Regions from separate parts of the Mus musculus genome. Here all the other regions are linked to region 1. Evidence: chromatin loops called from intact Hi-C (ENCODE). Cell type or tissue: gastrocnemius. All regions are shown on one strand. Each heading gives the region's core, and the rest is flanking DNA. Links, peaks and the distances in the headings are about the cores only. Region 1 has its middle 26 kb from the start of Gm34470. Region 2 overlaps Asb4 (ankyrin repeat and SOCS box-containing 4). Region 3 has its middle 16 kb from the start of Pdk4.

Evidence for each region. Hi-C counts contacts between places; a loop is a spot of excess contacts. Peaks named below come from ENCODE experiments on the same cell type or tissue, not always from the same donor. Only the 100,000 strongest peaks of a DNase experiment are listed, where the experiment ranks them.
Region 2: it touches region 1 in a loop (8-fold over the local background); 39 of 42 quality-filtered maps call a loop at or near these places.
Region 3: it touches region 1 in a loop (4-fold over the local background); 2 of 42 quality-filtered maps call a loop at or near these places.

Annotation. Positions count from the first base shown.
Region 1 is chr6:5,586,424-5,591,947 of GRCm38, forward strand. No RefSeq gene overlaps it. Among named protein-coding and RNA genes, the nearest start is that of Gm34470, 26 kb to the left of the region's middle. In gastrocnemius, for the core only: no CTCF peak of the experiment used is centred there; DNase peaks (open chromatin) are centred at 3,132 and 3,431; H3K27ac peaks cover 417 bases.
Region 2 is chr6:5,408,540-5,414,063 of GRCm38, forward strand. All of the region lies in intron 2 of Asb4 (ankyrin repeat and SOCS box-containing 4), which reads left to right. Among named protein-coding and RNA genes, the nearest start is that of Asb4, 21 kb to the left of the region's middle. In gastrocnemius, for the core only: no CTCF peak of the experiment used is centred there; DNase peaks (open chromatin) are centred at 2,603 and 4,925; H3K4me3 peaks cover 187 bases; H3K27ac peaks cover 1,162 bases.
Region 3 is chr6:5,509,174-5,514,697 of GRCm38, forward strand. No RefSeq gene overlaps it. Among named protein-coding and RNA genes, the nearest start is that of Pdk4, 16 kb to the left of the region's middle. In gastrocnemius, for the core only: no CTCF peak of the experiment used is centred there; no DNase peak of the experiment used is centred there; H3K4me3 peaks cover 452 bases; H3K27ac peaks cover 3,238 bases.

The DNA of each region.
Region 1 (5,524 bases), core at 157-5,156:
TAGTACAGGCTGAGGAGAAACAATGGAAAGGAAAGAAATATCCACCCTGCAGAGGAATGATCACCCCACACACCTACATATGAGCTGTTTGCTTGACTCACAAATAATATGCATGAATCAAATCTGAGAAGAGTCATAGCCTCAGGACCACAGACATGTCATTGTCCCTTAGCACAGGGGCTGAAGACAAAACTGGGCCTAGGTGCTTCCCAGAGATTTCTTTACCTAAAAACAAGGAAGTTAGCACTCATAGGGCATCTATACATCTTCTGAGTGCTCACAAGCCATCTATACATCTCTTGAGAGCTCACGAGCCATCTATACATCTCCTAAGAGCTCACAAGCAATCTATACATCCTCAGGATGCTCACATGTCACCTACACATCCTCTGAGTGCTCACAAGCCATCTAGACATCTCCTGACTGCCCACAAACCATCTATATACCTTCTGATTGCCCACCAGCCATCTATACATCACTATTTGTCCACTAAGCCTAACTCTGATTGGTTTGCTAATGCCAGTTGTCAACCATCTCTTAACTTTTTCAGTAGTGTCTCATAAACTTTTTAAGACTTGCCTAATCTTACTCAAAACAAGAGACGTCATTTTCAATGGAGATAAGTACCATTTTTACCTGTCAGGCTGGCAAAAAAACAAAAAACAAAACAACAACAACAAAAACAAAAACCACCCCAACCCAGACCCAATTGTTTAAGCTATGTGAGCCACACTATGAAATAAGCGCCTTCATGAATTGCTGATGAAGTGTATGTTGGCAATGCTTATAACGAACAATGCGGGAATGTTTATGAAAATAAGAGCTGCATGGGCTATTACCCTGCAATCAAATGTTTATAAATGTATTCTACAAATGTACTTGGACAAGAGAAAAATGGCATGGGCATGAAATTCATTATGTGTTGTTGGTAACAGTGCGGGATGCAATCGGCACTAAGTGCCCACCAAACGGGACTAGTTCAGGAGTAAAACACCTCTGTGTGATAAAGGATTCTAGATGTAAAATTCTCAAAAATGAGAAAAAAAAAGCAAATCAAGAAAATTTAATGTGATGCACATTATCATGAAGATATGTTGTTTATAATTATGCTATCACATTCATATATGTCTGGAGAATGCACAAGAAAATAGCGAATTGTAACATACTGAGAAAAGAAGCCTGAAGACAAAGAGGAGACAGAATGAAAGAGAGCCTGTGTGTGTGTGTGGGGGGGGGGGCACATGTGTTTGTCATAGCAATGTATCATTTAAATATCCGGCAGAAACCTTTAAAAGAGAGTAATAGAGCCGACCAGTTCATTCGCATTAAAATCTCCAAGTGCGTGTTTAAGCACTTGGTACTTAACTGTTACCTGCATGCATTGGCTTGCCAAGCTTCTTCTGCTCCCTTGCAGGGACAGCCCGATCGGAAATGATCTGAAATGATCATCTGTGGTTCAGATGACCCCTCAGGATGAACTGAGAAGTGATGGAAATGCGTTCCCTTTAAAGGCAGAAGAGCCAAGGGCCCCCAGTGCACGGTTGGGAGTCGGGGACCACAGCTGTCCGGCTGTTTCTGTAGTCATAGAACACATATAAATACAAAGAAGCCAGTTCCCAGACAGCACATCTGGATGCCAACGTGCTGATGTGCTGACAAAAGGAACTCCTGGGGTGGCCTCATCAAATGCTGAGGCTGTGGGCAAAGCCTTGGCCACTCTGAGGCTTAGAGTGTCACATTAAGAATATGATACAATTTCTAAGGGGACCTCAAGTCTCCTTAACTCCTGTCTAAGGATAGGACTGCTCAGCCAGAAAGAGCCAACAGAACCAGGCTAGCTGGATTTTTATTCCCAAGGAACTCTTTAGTGCAGCACAGGCTATTCCTGCTACCTCTGTCATGGCCCCGTTTCCTACATGTTCTATAGGGGTTTGCTGCAATTCTCATATTGTTTAATAATAAATACCGTATACATTGATTGAGGATAACTAACATTACAATTTGCTTATGTAGAGATTGCTGAACCCAAGGAGCCATGCTTAGATCTGACTGAGACAATTTATAAAAGAGCTACCAGGGAATACCACCCAGATGGAACACGAACACACACACACACACACACACACACACACACACACACACATGCGCGCGCGCACACATACACACGCGCACACATACACACGCGCACACAGACGGAGAGAGACAGAGAGACAAACAGTGTATGTGTGAGTGTGTGTGTGGGGAGAGTGTTTTATATATATGCCCATTATTTGATAATTTTTTTTCTTTTCATTTTGGACACTCAGAGTTGGGTGCCCTAACTCTTACAATTAAAAAACAAAAAACAAACAAAAAAAAAAAAACAAAAACAAAAACTCAAAACAAAAAGCAAGCAAACCAACCAACCAACCAACCAACCAGACCGAGAAAAAAAAAAAAAACCCACAAAATTTGTATTCAATAAATAGGTGCTTAGCCTAACACATACACATTGGGGATGAAGATAAGACCCCGCCACCTCACCAGTTAACATAGCTACGAGACCAACTGTCTTCATAATATTGTGTGGTTTGGCTTATGGGGAACTCAATTCACCGCATCCATTTGGAGATGTTTGCTAAAGTCAAAAATGCGTATGTCTTGAATCTCACAATTTTGCTTCTAAAATTTGCATTACAGGGGCACTTTGTCCATGAAATAAAGATGTATTGATTATATCGTTGTTTGTAAAACATGCCAGTTACTATGGCCACCAGTGAGGCATATGTAAAACTTATGTTCTTTCCAGAAGCTCCGGAAGCCGTGAAAAAGAACGGGTTCTTTTCTTTTTCTGTGAACACAAGACAATCCTGTCAACAAGCATTGCTTCAGAAAAACCTTAGAGGCCAGATATTTGTGTAAAACATTTGTACAAAAATCAACGGAGGAATGCATATCTGCTCTTATGTCTGAAAATACTGAAAAAATATTTATTCAAAGTATTTATGGGCTAAGGTGACGTAAGATCCAGGGAACAAGACTGTTTGTGGGGTTTGTTTCACTGAATTAAAAATTTGCCGGGGATGGTGGCGCACGCCTTAATCCCAGCACTTGGGAGGCAGAGGCAGGCGGATTTCTGAGTTCGAGGCCAGCTTGGTCTACAGCTTGGTTCCAGGACAGCCAGGGCTACACAGAGAAACCCTGTCTCGAAAAAACAAAACAAAAACAAACAAACAAAAAATTTGGAGCTATAGTTATAAACTCTTGATAAATATTTTAAAGAAAAAAAATGCAGCGGCAGTAGAGTTGCCCTCTATAATTCTAAGCGCTGGTTCTGAAATGTCAACTGTATAAATTAGACACGCTGGTTTTCCTCCACCTTCTAGAACATGGTTTGAAGAGATCTGTTTGTGCCGCATTGCAGCAGAACTAGCCTGTGGCAACATCGCCATCTAGCGTCCATTGTGAGAATCTTCAGCGTATTTTCTAGTGGGAAGAGCTATGTTGTTGCTGCCTTGCTGATAGCAAGATTCTACCGCAGGTGCTGAACAAAAGAGTTGCCCGTCACTAGCAGTTCACAGTCATGCTTATCTTTTCTATCGTTTATTGTACAGCTGTGGGTAAAAACATTTATTCTTTTGAGTCAGCTTTAAATGATTTATCTCAGACATTGCATTTTCCACGTAGGCTATAGTACTATGACACTTAACGTTTTATTTAATGTTTTTAAAAACATTGTTTCTTCACGTTTCAAATGAGGATAATATACACCTTACAATGTTGCTTTGGTAGTATTTTGAGTGAATTGTATCACTTTAGAACAAGAACCCTGCAAATACGATCTTTCCTCTTCTCCTTTATTTTTGGCACAAATGTTTCACAACAATATCTTCACCTTAAGATTTTTCTCCTAGCAACGTCTTGAAGTTTTTACATATTACTCACCAATGCATATATTGATTGGTAATTTTTTTTCAAACAGTGATTACTCAGACCCAAAATGCTTTGATAGGAAGTGAGTTCTACCCAGGATTAACACACCCCTCCCCCAGAAAAGCTATGAATATGCAACCCAGGAGCCTCCTCAGTCAGCAAGCAAAGACCACCTTTGGCATCCAGTGGAGGTGGCACAGGTAGAGAAAGATGGAGTAAAAATGAGAGAAAGGATTGTTACACAGCCATTGTTACCATCATTAGACTTCTTGGACCTGTGAATTGTGTCCTGATTATTTGGAGCTTTAAGGTTAATATCCACTTATCAATGAGTGTATATCATGTGTGTTCTTTTTTGATAGGGTTACCTCACTCAGGATGATATTTTCTAGTTCTATCCATATGCCTAAGAATTTAATGAATTTCTTATTTTTAATATCTGAGTAGTACTCCATTGTGTAAATGTACCACATTTTCTGTATCCATTCATCTGTTGAGGGACATCTGGGTTTTTTCTAGCTCCTGGCTATTATAAATAAGGCTGCTATGAACATAGTGGAGCATGTGTCCTTGTTATATGTTGGAGCATCTTCTGGGTATATGCTCAAAAGTGGTATAGCTGGGTCCTCAGGATGTCCAATTTTCTGAGGAACTGCTAAACTGATTTCCAGAGTGGTTGTGCAAGCTTGCAATCCCACCAGCAATGGAGGAGTGTTCCCCTTTCTCCACATTCTCTCCAACATCTGCTGTCACCTGAGTTTTGTTTTTATTTTAGCCATTCTGACTGGTGTGAGGTGGAATCTCAGAGTTGATGAGAAGGAAGAGCAAAGTGTGGGTGCTTCGGTCCTTCTTAGAAGGAGAACAAAATACTCACAGAAGCAAATATGGAGATAAAGTGTAGAGCAGAGACTGAAGGAAAGCCCATCCAGAGACTGTCCCACCTTGGGATTCATCCCATATACAGTTACCAAACCCATACACTATTGTGGATGTCAAGAAGTGTATGCTGAAAGGAGCCTGATGTGGCTGTCTCCTGAGAGGCCCTGCCAGAGACTTACAAATACAGAGGCTGATGTTCGCAGGCAACCATTGGACGGAGCACTGGGTCCCCAATAGAGGAGTTAGAGAAAGGACTGAAAGAGTTGAAGGGGTTTGCAACCTCATAGGAAGAACAACAATATCAACCAACCAGACCCTTCAGAGCTCTCAGGGACTAAATCATCAACCAAAGAGTACACATGGCTCCAGCTGCATATGTAGCAGAGGATGGCCTTGTCATGCATCCATGGGAGGAGAGATCTTTGGTCCTATGAAAGCTCCATAGATGCCACAGTGTAGGGGAATCAAGGATGGGGAGGCGGGAGTAGGTGGGTGGGTGGAGGAACACCCTCATAGAAGCAGGGGGAGGGAGGCTGGCATAGGGAGGGAAAACCAGGAAAGGGGATTAAATGAAATGTAAATAAAGAAAATATCCAATAAAAAAAGAAAGAAAGAAAGAAAGAAAGAGAGAGAGAGAGAGAGAAAGAAAGAAAGAAAGAAAGAAAGAAAGAAAGAAAGAAAGAAAGAAAGAAAGAAAGAAAGAAAGAAAGAAGAGGATTCTTGGACCCAGGCA
Region 2 (5,524 bases), core at 164-5,163, 180 kb before region 1:
GGGGAGCCAGATATATGAAAAAGAACACCCTGCTCTATACTGAAGGCCAGAGCTAAGCACTACATTCCTTGCCTGAGCTTGGAACAGAGCAATGCTAGCTTGGTCGCCATGGTGACCAACGCCATGTCTCCGCTCTCATTAATCCTGTGTTCCAAACTAAGCACTTAGCAGTAGCTGCTGAATAAATGCAACAAGGCTCTGCATACTGAAAAGGGCACATTCATGTTAAGCAGGGGAAAAAAGGTTTTCAATTTCATTCATTAAACTTGAGTAAATAATTTAATATCTTTGTGCACCAGTCCTCCAAGCTAATGAATAAGGATAAATGCTTAATGGAAAAAGCTCGCTTAATAAAGTTAACAGCATCGGCTCTACACATAAAAGAAATTGATGTTGCCAGCATATATGCACACGGAGGAGAAAATGGGAAGGAAAAGAACATATATTAAGCACGTATGGTATGGCTATGTCAGGGACTTTAGAATAAAATGTCTCATTTAATTCTCTGACAACTGTGTGAAGTGCATGTTATTTTCCTCATCTCACAGATGAGAAATCAGAAAACCTGGCTTGTCTCATTTGAGCAGGCTCAGGGCTGTTTTCCCCAAGTCCATGTTGGTTGGTCCTACTGTGCCTCAATGCGAACTGTATGCCACTCTCCCTTCTGAGGCGGTGGGCTGATTAAAGAATTCTACAGAGACTTTGTGCTTCCTTGACCTGATCTGGGACGCTTAACCATTATATCTGAGTTCCAGTAGTTTGAAAAAAGTCACCCACCATGAGGTGTTTTGGATGTCGGCTGGGCAGGGTAAATGTGCTTAGTTTAAAGGACACACACACACACACACACACACACACACACACACAACAGTTGATGCATCTTTGGCTCCCCCAAAGCAATAATTTATTCCCACTTCATCATTTTCTAGCACACAGAAGATCTAGTTTTGTAAGCAGACAACCTAAGTGAGAACAATTCAGTCCTTTTTAATAGGATAATGCCTTTATATGGGTTTTCTGATTTGCTGCAACAATACAAGGAGGCGGAGGGAAGTGATTGAAGAAGTTATATTAAAAATCCATTTATTCATTTTCCTTAAAATTAAACTCTGTAATTAAAAATACCTCTTTGATCAATTTCCAAATTACTGAAATTTGGAGGAATTGCAAGATATTAAGTAACAAAACCAGCTGGGTGGGTGCAAGTGGAAGCTCTGACTTCCAGCAAGGAGACCCTGTGAGATGCTAAGCAGCAGATGCAGCCCGTTGCCAAGCAAACCCCTGCCTCTAAACTCACTTGTTATTAAGCTGCTTCTTTTTAAGCGGTACCCATTAGCAATCCAATTGCCAATTATTTTTACCTACAAGACTATTCCAGGATATTTTCTCAAATTACAAATTGTGAGGTGTTGCCAACAGGAGTCTCCGGCATCCTCAAAATCAGTTCCCTCTTCCGGCAGGCTTTCTTTAGTTTAAGCTCCCCCCTCAAAGCCAAGGCAGCTTCCTCTCTAAGCTTTCAGACTGGGTGTGTTATCTTCGCCTTATAGCTAGAAGCATCTAGAACGGGAAATTAAAGGATGGCATTTTCTCGGGCCTGAATGACTTTATTTTTTTTCCATCAGCGCTTCTATAATTTTTTCTTGTTTAGAGGAGCCTGGACCTCATTATCCTGTGAACACTTTAAACACCATTTAGCAGAAAGATATCAGATTTGGAAACACAAAGGCACTGTTTTCTTTGTAACCTCTGCAAGTAATGACTTACAGAAGATAATCTAAACAATTTCATCAGGTGCTCAAGGACCCAGGTTTGGAGGTGCCGGTTAAATCGACAAGGCCCTGAGACTCTCATCTCAGCTCTTTACTAATCCAAGTGAGAAAACTCACAAGGAGGGAAAATGGCAAAAGTATGAGGCACATGCCAGCTCCTAAGACATTTCTACTCATCGGAAGGCCCCTGGGAACTGAAGAAAAGCAGACACTTGCCTTTTCTGAGACAACCCCCTTCCCTGCCCCTGCAGCAGTGAGAGTAGTTCTTCGTCAATACCACCAGAGACCCTCAACACAGCATCCTTAGCCTTTGTTCACTGTGGATTTAGGATTTTGGTACCCCCACCCAACCTTTTTCCAATGGACAAGGCCAGACTTAGTTAAGAAGGGGGCATGATAGAAGTAAAAAGAGAATCTGCTCTCTGTAAGGAAGGTTGAATCACTGTAGATAAGGTCAGAAGAACCCTAGGAAATGGCAGGCTGGACTTCACAATAATTGTAAGAAATCCAGGTGTGATGGCACAGACCTGCAGTGCCAGTGTTTGGGGGACTGGGCTGTGAGGATGCCGAGTTCTAGGCCAGGCTGGGCTATAGAGCTTTGCCAAAAAGAGAGAGAAAACCAAAACCTTGTCATACATGGTGTTTTATGGCACACCTGGAGTTTTGTCTACACTCCTCTTAACTTTCAAAACCATCTCATGAGGCTAACTGTATTCTTTCCGTTGAACCACTTAAAACAAATCTGGGAGCAAAGGGCTTAACTTGTAAAAACCAGATAGTGGTCAGTGACCTCAATGCAGAGTACCTGTGCTGGACACTAGGTGGTGCTGTCTCACCTATTCTAGAGAGGGTGACTGGTAAGGACAGTCTTGGGACTGTCCTGGACTTTGCTGTTGCCCTGCTCAAAGAATGTTTGTCTCCACTATAACCTGCATGTCAGTCAATGAACTTGAGTTCTCCGGTGCTACTGATAAGGGAAAAGCAGGTCGGTGACACGTCCTCCTTTGCCAACATTTCTGGTTGGATCAGGGTGGGCAGTGGGCAGTGGGCACGCCTGTCTTGGTTGTGACAGTCTAAACTCTGAAAAGTAACGTCTAAAAGTGTAAGTTCTGTAGCAAGATTTCCTGAGTTAAGATCTTAACTAGTTGTGCAGAACAGAGATGGAGTGACAAGCCCCTTGAATCTTGGCTCTCACCAGTTTCCTCAAGACACTGTTAATAGGTCAAGCAATTCAGCATTGGAGGGAATGCTGAAACAAGCAAGACCCTCACACCTGCAAGTGACTATGCATCATGTCTGGATCTTTCTTTCTGTGTTGGGTCTGTGTGGCATCTTTACTTCTGTCTAGGAATAAATGCTCCAAAGTCCACTGTGTTGTGTGGCTAGCAGGTGTGGTACAGAAGACAGACCAATGACCAAATAATTCTGGGTAGGCTCTTGTTAAAGACATCAGCTTCCCTCCTGTCTTGTGCATGCTAACATGGGCCTGTACAAAGTTGCCCAGAACACACGCATTTATCTAATCACAGAGTTCTTTTCAATATACCACACAGTATTAATATGTCATCGAACAGAATTTGGGAAATGCTGATCTAGAATAATGATAGTGGGCTTATAGGTAAAGGAGAAACCCTCATTTAGTGCAGCAAGAACGTGAGGTTTTGTATAAATCAGTCTCGCTCCCTGCTACCATCTCAGGGAGGCCCTGGAAAGAGCATCAGTCAGGGGAAAGGATCTCCTTTTGCAGGCTGGGAAGACAATCTGCTTTTATTCAAAGTCTATAGATTGAAATGAGAATCTTATCCAAAAAAAAAAAAAAAAATCACTTTTACAAAAAGAAGCCAGGAGGCCAGGGAGTAATATAAAAATGTTGACTTTTTTCATCTGTGGAAAACATATGTGTGAGTTTCACATATGTACAGAAAGTAAGGGCAGAAGGGGGACTTTGTGGGGGGTGGGGGAAGTGGATCAGCTGGGGGAAGAGGGAAATAGCACGACAGCATGAGAATAAACAAGATACAATGAAGGATATGTAGTAAGTATATATGTGTCATAATAAAACACACTATTTTGTATCTTAAATAAATAAGTTAGCAATTAAAACAAGCACCACCATAAGAAACATCTAGAATAGTATTCGGTAAAATTTGGATCCAATAACTTTTGGCTGATCCTGGCCCAGGTACCACTTCTGCTGAGTCATGGTTCCAACCTCTGGCCGTGGCATTATAAGATAATGCATTTGTGCCACTCTGAGCCACTTCATTTGTGATGGTCTGCGATTGCAGTGGTAGGTAACTAGCAGCCATCTCCCATTTCCCTAGGCATTGCCGGCAGCCATTTCTTACTGAGGACCTGGTTATCAGTCTCAACTTTTCTCACCACACAGAGGGAGGTCTGGATATAATAGCTGCAACCCTCCCCAACTGTATTCGCAGAAGAAGGCCTTTCTCCAAGGTCCCCTTCCTAGCTGAGCTTGTTGTCACGTGACACTCAGAAAGCCACCAGAGCAGAATTGTGTCCCTGGGTAAAGTAAGAAGCCTATATTCTGTTTTTTTTGTTTTTGTTTTTGTTTTGTTTTTTTAAGTTCCTCTGGATTAGCCTCTTTTTTCAGTTGAATGGCAATAATAGCATTCATTTCTACAGAAAAGCATTTCAACAGTTTCAAGGGAAGATACGGTCTCACCATGTGCCCCACAAGATGAATGCAAGACTGCATAATAACAGCCCATTTTCCACGAGTGTGAGCTATTCACTCTTATCTCTGGTTACTTGGCTAAATTTTAATCAGTGGGCTTTGGAATTAAAAAGATAAAAGAAAATGAAGTAAACATAAGATGCCTGAGCGCAGTCAGTACCCGCATCTTGTTTTCCAGCTGCGCATCTAGAAAGATATCTTTTCTTTCAGGTTCAGTAACCTTAAAATAAACAAAATGATAAATAAACATAGGCTGTTTGAAAAACATCTGCCTCCCAGGGGACGAGAAGCAATATTGTGAGGAAGCCGGCAGGTAAGCCTTGATATGAAAAAGATTTGCTTCAGGAGTCTCGGGGAACTAGTTTACTATCTCTGCTTCCTGTTCTCATGCGGCTAAGGCAAGCACACCTCAGCTGGGCTTTGGCAGGATGCCTTCTCTAAGATGAGGCAACTGTGGAGGAGCGTGGCCAGCCACAAGGACAGAGCTGAGCTGACAGCCCGTGCTTTGCTTCCCTGCCAGCAGCCACAAGGACGGCATCTCTTTCTCTGTTGTGCAGGGAAGTGTTAGTGCATTGCTACAGGTTTTCCTGTCTAAACTCAAATATGGCTGTGCCCATCCAGTCCCGTGGTTTCAATACCATCCAAGGGTGTTCACTTGAGATTTTCCAGCCTGCCTCACCTCCCGGACATCCAGAACCCTCTATTTCACCGTGTAAAACTCACAACCCCTGGATATTTAATAATGATACTAAAGAATGTCAAATTTAACACACCAAGAAGGAAACTCTTCCTGCCCCTCTAGCTACTTTGTCTCGGGGAGAGGAGTGAGGAACTTCCTTTGCTTTAAGCCTCAGGCATTTGAATGTTGTTACAGAAACACATTTAACTTATCCTGATTAAATCATAGCCTAAGGAGAGCTTAGCATATGTTGGGAATCAAAGAAAAGTTGAATAACTTAGCTAAGGTCACCTGGGAAGCATTAACCAGGGGCTCAAAGTGAGCCTAACAGGATGGACATGGGGAAGCATTTAGCAGAGAATCTTCAACAGGCAGGTC
Region 3 (5,524 bases), core at 360-5,359, 77 kb before region 1:
AGATAGACTTGGGAGGGGGTACTAGACTGCTTGACAATGTGGGCAATGGAATACGTCTTCCTCTGTTTTTCTTGTCTCTGTAATTACCCTGTTGAGGATTGTGGAGGAGCCTGGTTTGTTAGGGCTTCCAGGGCCCAGGCTCTGACCCTAACAACTCTTCTAACATCTTCAATTTTAATATCACCACACAGACATACAGTTCTTTCCTCTGCTCTAAAAATAAATTAGAGGAGCCGAAGTGCTGAGTTCAGAAAACATGTTTATAATCTTGAGTGACAAATAGGGTCTGGCTGGATTTCAACAGCCAGTGCTGGGGCCAAAGAGGACCCAGGCAGAGTACGAAAGGTCGGGGCTCTCCTGTTGCATCCTTTCTTCTGCCCTTCACACACTGGGCAGCACTATCTTGTATTTTAATGTCCAGACTCCTGAATGCATGCTGATTCGAGCATTCTTTACTTTAACAACGTGCTATTTCAAGCACAGGGATTATTTTACTTTGCCAGGGCAGCAGTAACTTGTTTCTTGTTTGAAAATAAAGGGACTTCCTGTCCCCACAGTTTTATCTGGGTTGTTTGAGAAGAAGAAAAAAAAAAAAAAGCTCGTCTTACAGAAGCCAGGCAGGTACCACCTTGCTTTCCCAAGGCAGATGAAGTAGGTGAAAGGTTAGTCGCACACCCACTCCAACAGCCCAGCCGGAACTGCCTGGCAGCTCAGTCAACATGGGGAAGTTTAGTAGGTGAAGGGTCACTCTTGTGCAGTAATAACCTTCCATGCATCAACGCCCAGGCATCTAGTTTCTGTTCGTGGAAATAGAGTTCTCTGGGGGAAAGGTTACACCAACCCTAGAATAGCCCATGACTATTCCAACAGCATCCAAGTAGGAGTCTAATGTGCCTTTTCTAAATTCTGTTGCCCAAGTGGAAAAACAGGTTGTGAAGTGCAGTAGGGGCCACCCAGTACTGACTGAGAGGAACTGAATGTCTTGCAGGCTCATATATTTATACTAGATAAATAGAATACATAACAGAAAGGGGAGAGATTCTTTTAAAAAATCTATTACTATAAAAAGAACCTGTGAGTTTTCTTACTACTAGTTCTAGACTAGAGCAGTAGCCCATCTTCAGGCCAGGCTACTAAAGACACTTCAAAACATGCTATAAACTCCCGACTTAGCAAACACTATAGCCCGTGTTCCACATTGTGAGCTGTATGGAGCAAGTGGGCCATGGTGTCTGTTTTCTAGGTCATGTATGGTGGGAAAATAAACAAGAGCAAAGTGGGAAATCATGCCTGTGATGCTGAGATTCTTAAAATTAATACTTTTCTTGCAGCTCTATGTAGACTGGTATAAAATCTCTATTCAAGAAACTAGAACAAAAGCTGTGGCCTCGAGCCCCCTCCCTTGCTTCTTGCCCTAAGACTCTGGCTATGCCGGGCGTGGTGGTGCACACTTTTAATCCCAGCACTCAGGAGGTAGAAGCAGGCAGATTTCTGAGTTCGAGCCCAGCCTGGCCTACAAAGTGAGTTCCAGGACAGCCTGTCTCGAAAAACCACAAAAAAACACACACACAAAAAAAGAGTTTGGCTATTAGATTTTTGCTTGTTTGTTTGTTGTTCACTTTGTTGTTGTTTTAATAGGCTCTAGATTTTATAGGGCAGGGAGGACTGTGTTTGGGAGGCTACCATGGCATAGTTTTGAGAGAGACCTTGCAAACAAGGTTCCATGGTTCCCAGAGTTAGATAAATTCGATCCTGCCACCCCTGAGAGATGCAGAATAGAAGGAATGAGCATGAACAACATCTCAAGATGAATATATACAAAAGACAGAGAGCTGGCTTACTCACAGCACAGACGAAACTTGCCCAATGTCAACTCCATGGAAAGAGAACAGGGTGAACTTAGATAGGTTCATGTTTGCCCGTCTTATCTGAAATCATTGGGTGGTAGACGAAATGTTCTTGACGGTGTCAAGGAGCAGGCAGCTGGATAGACTGTTATTCTGAGAGGAAAGGGTGCGAATGCTGACTGTGAAGGAGAAAACCTAGAAAAGGAGAGCAAGGTAATGGGGGGGGGGGTCCTCTATGCTTTCACCTGAGCCCTCTCCTCCTTTCCTCCATTTCTTACTGCTCCCTCTTATTTTTCTCTTGGTCTTCTTTTAAAGACTGATTCTGAGTTATTCATACCCTTTCATGACTGTTAGTGGATATTACATTCCATGGCACTTTCCAAGAATCTATACCAACTTGATAGCCAATAGGAGGCCACTCTTACTAGACATACTTTTGAGATCTCCAAATGACTGGAGTTCCAAATTCCTTCATATTTTAACCTAACCTCTAATGGAACTCTTAGTTTCTTCTGACTCTGCACTGAAGAACTATTAGGATACAATCTGTCCTTCAGAGAAATGTTTCTAATAGTCTGATCTACCTATTTTAATATTTTAAATTATAAAATCTTTCCAAGCCAGTAAATTGCTACTTCACTGTTTGCCATTTCTCAAGAAGGGAAGATTTGTATGTTGTGGCAACCAAAGAGAAAATTAAGGTAATTTCTCCATAGATCTGGAAAAAGTGGCAATAACTAATGGGTCTGTCCTTTACGAAACATTCTAAGTGAACAGCACATTGGCTACAGAGCCATTTAATGTAGCCATTGGCAGTTTTTCTCATTTAGACCATGGTTAAATTGTTGCATCTGAGTATTGTAGGAGACATATCAGATAAACACTGGCAAGAATTGGTGAGGTATTGATTTTTCTTCAGTCTAAAAGTTTGCTAAGTAAATGAAAAGTAATTTGCCTTCGCTGTAACATTTTCCTGAGGCCTCCCTGAAAGCCAACGCAGGCTTTTCCTTTAGTACCTGAAGTTTAATTACCAGAAAAGCCAAGGACCTGTTAGTCAATCAGACCTCATATGAGAACATTACAATCATTTAGGTGTGAATACATTTTTCCACCCTTACCTTTGATATCCTTCTCCCTGCCCCCTTCAGATCACACCCCTGTGTTCACAGTAACTCTGAAAACACCAAAGGGTAGCTATGGGGTCTTCAGTACACTTTGTGTGCACATCCCAAACTGCACTCATTTGAAATAACAGATGCTGTGTTTTGCAACAGGGAAGGACAGGATGAGAATAAACAGATCACAGGCTCTTCATTTCTTTCTCTTTTTTTTTTTCCATTAAAGATTTTCTGAAAGTAAATATAATCACCCAGTCTCCCCTCCATCCCCGCCCCTTCTCCTTTAAACACCTACTCACTGAGAGAGAATCTTTGGGAGAGAAAAGTCATCCATTTATCTAGGACTCAGTTTCCACTGTAGTAAAAGTCAAATGTTGCACAGATGAGCTCTGGGGTGTAGTTTGGCTTTACTATCTTGCTGTTCACTCATTTCCCCACAGGGTGAGTCTAATCTTTATTGCAGTTCTTTTGATTCATGTTCATCAAGCATAAGCCACTTCTCCAAGGAGGAACTCTGTACAGCATCGGTGGTGGTTTGAATATGCTTGACCCAGGGAGTGGTATTATTAGGAGGTGTGGCCTTGTTGGAGGAAGTGTGTTACTATGGGTATGGGCTCTAAGACCCTCATCTTAGCTGCCTGGAAGGCAGTCTTCTCTAGCTGCCTTCAGATGAAGATATAAAACTCTCAGCTCCATCTGCATGTCCCGACCTGTTTTTATCTTGTGGAGACTCAGAACTCCACAATCTCTCCACCCAGCTTGCTAGGTTACCCTCCCTCTAACATTTGTGGTGCTCCTCAGACAAACACATGCTTTGCTGCCATACCTTTCTCTCTTGAACCTGGAAAAGCCATCACATGAAAGAAAATACAATATAAACTTAGTTCAGAAATGATGATAACTCAATAACTGGGTGCAGCATTAAAATCCTAATCTTATAAGCCTTATTAAGTCTAAATTCTCTGGTGGTGAATCCTGACAGATCCGCCACTGAAGCTAGGACACACTCGTAGCTACATCTTGTCCTCCTGCTATCCCCATCACCAGAAAAAAACAAAACGTGACTAACACTCTTGTAGTGTCTTCACCAAGCATTTAGTAAATGATTGGCCTGACTTACAGCTGAATGTCAGGTAACACCCTGGGTTCCTCTTGGAGAATATTTCCATTTTGTTTTGTCCTGAAAGTTTGCCTCCCCAGGAAGGAAGCTGGGATCTGAATCAGACTCCTGGATCATTCCTTAATGTAGCTTATAAAAACCTAAGCATTTTCAGTGACATATATGGAAGTAAATACAGTGGGTGAGTATCAATGGAGTCTGAGCTGTGAAGATCAAATAGCTCTCGGCCATGGACCCACTAAGCTTCAGCAATCTCTACTCCTAAACTCTTGACATCTTTATTGAAACTGATCTTAGCACTTAGAGATTTTTGTGGATACAGGTGAGAGGCATTGACTCTTCCTGAAGATGCCATCAGGAGTATCTGTAGGCCACATGACATAGATGCTGGGAACTGAACTTGGATTTTCTAAAAGAGTGAAAGCCATTTCTCCAAAACCTCTCATATAGTCTTGAATCTCATGTGAGCAATGCAGTTGTGCGAATGCTGACAGGTGCTGATCAGTCTATTATCAATGGAGGCAGAGCTGTGAGTACCAAAGAGCTCTCAGGCATAGACTTCAGAAATCCCTACTCCAGAACTCTCAGACATATTTATTGAACCTGATCCTCTTACCACTTAGAAACTGTGTAAATAACTTTTCTTTTTGGTTCAAATAGTACAAGTCAGGGGCAACTACATATTTGTAATCTAGATCTACAAGCTGTTAATCAACACACCAGTAGGAGATCCTATGGAATTTTCTCATGCATATGTAGATCAATACATTCATACTTATACATTACTTTCCTAAGACTTGCCTCTGACCATCCCCAGCCCTTCTCCATCTCATAGACTTACAGTCATACTTAGTTGTAATGTCTCTCTTATTCTTTTACTCTTCTCTTGACAGTATTGACAAGGATTGAAATAGTTTACGAGGTACCAGTATCTTGCTGTTTGTTGAGCTTACTGGTGGTCAAAACTCCCATACCTAGTCTACACAAACACAGGCACTTAACTACTTGCTGCTTCAACCACAATAAGTTTGGTTTGTTTTTTACCTGTCCAAAACTCAGTCCATCCAAACGCCTTATGTTGTTTATCTCTTAAAAAAAATTGTATCACCTAAAGTTTGACAACCCCAATCTTGTCATTGAACTAAAGATGTTGATAAGGAGGGGGTCAAAGCCTAAACTCTTTTTTTTTTCTCGATACAGGGTTTCTCTGTATAGCCCTGGCTGTCCTGGAGCTCACTTTGTAGACCAGGCTGGCCTCGAACTCAGAAATCCGCCTGCCTCTGCCTCCCGAGTGCTGGGATTAAAGGCATGCGCCACCACTGCCTGGCTAAGCCTAAACTCTTTATGTGATTTCTAGAAACTGTTTCTGAAAGAAAACAGAATAGAAAACCAGTTTTCCAAGATGCAATTGAGGGAAGACTATCTGTCCCAAATGCAAA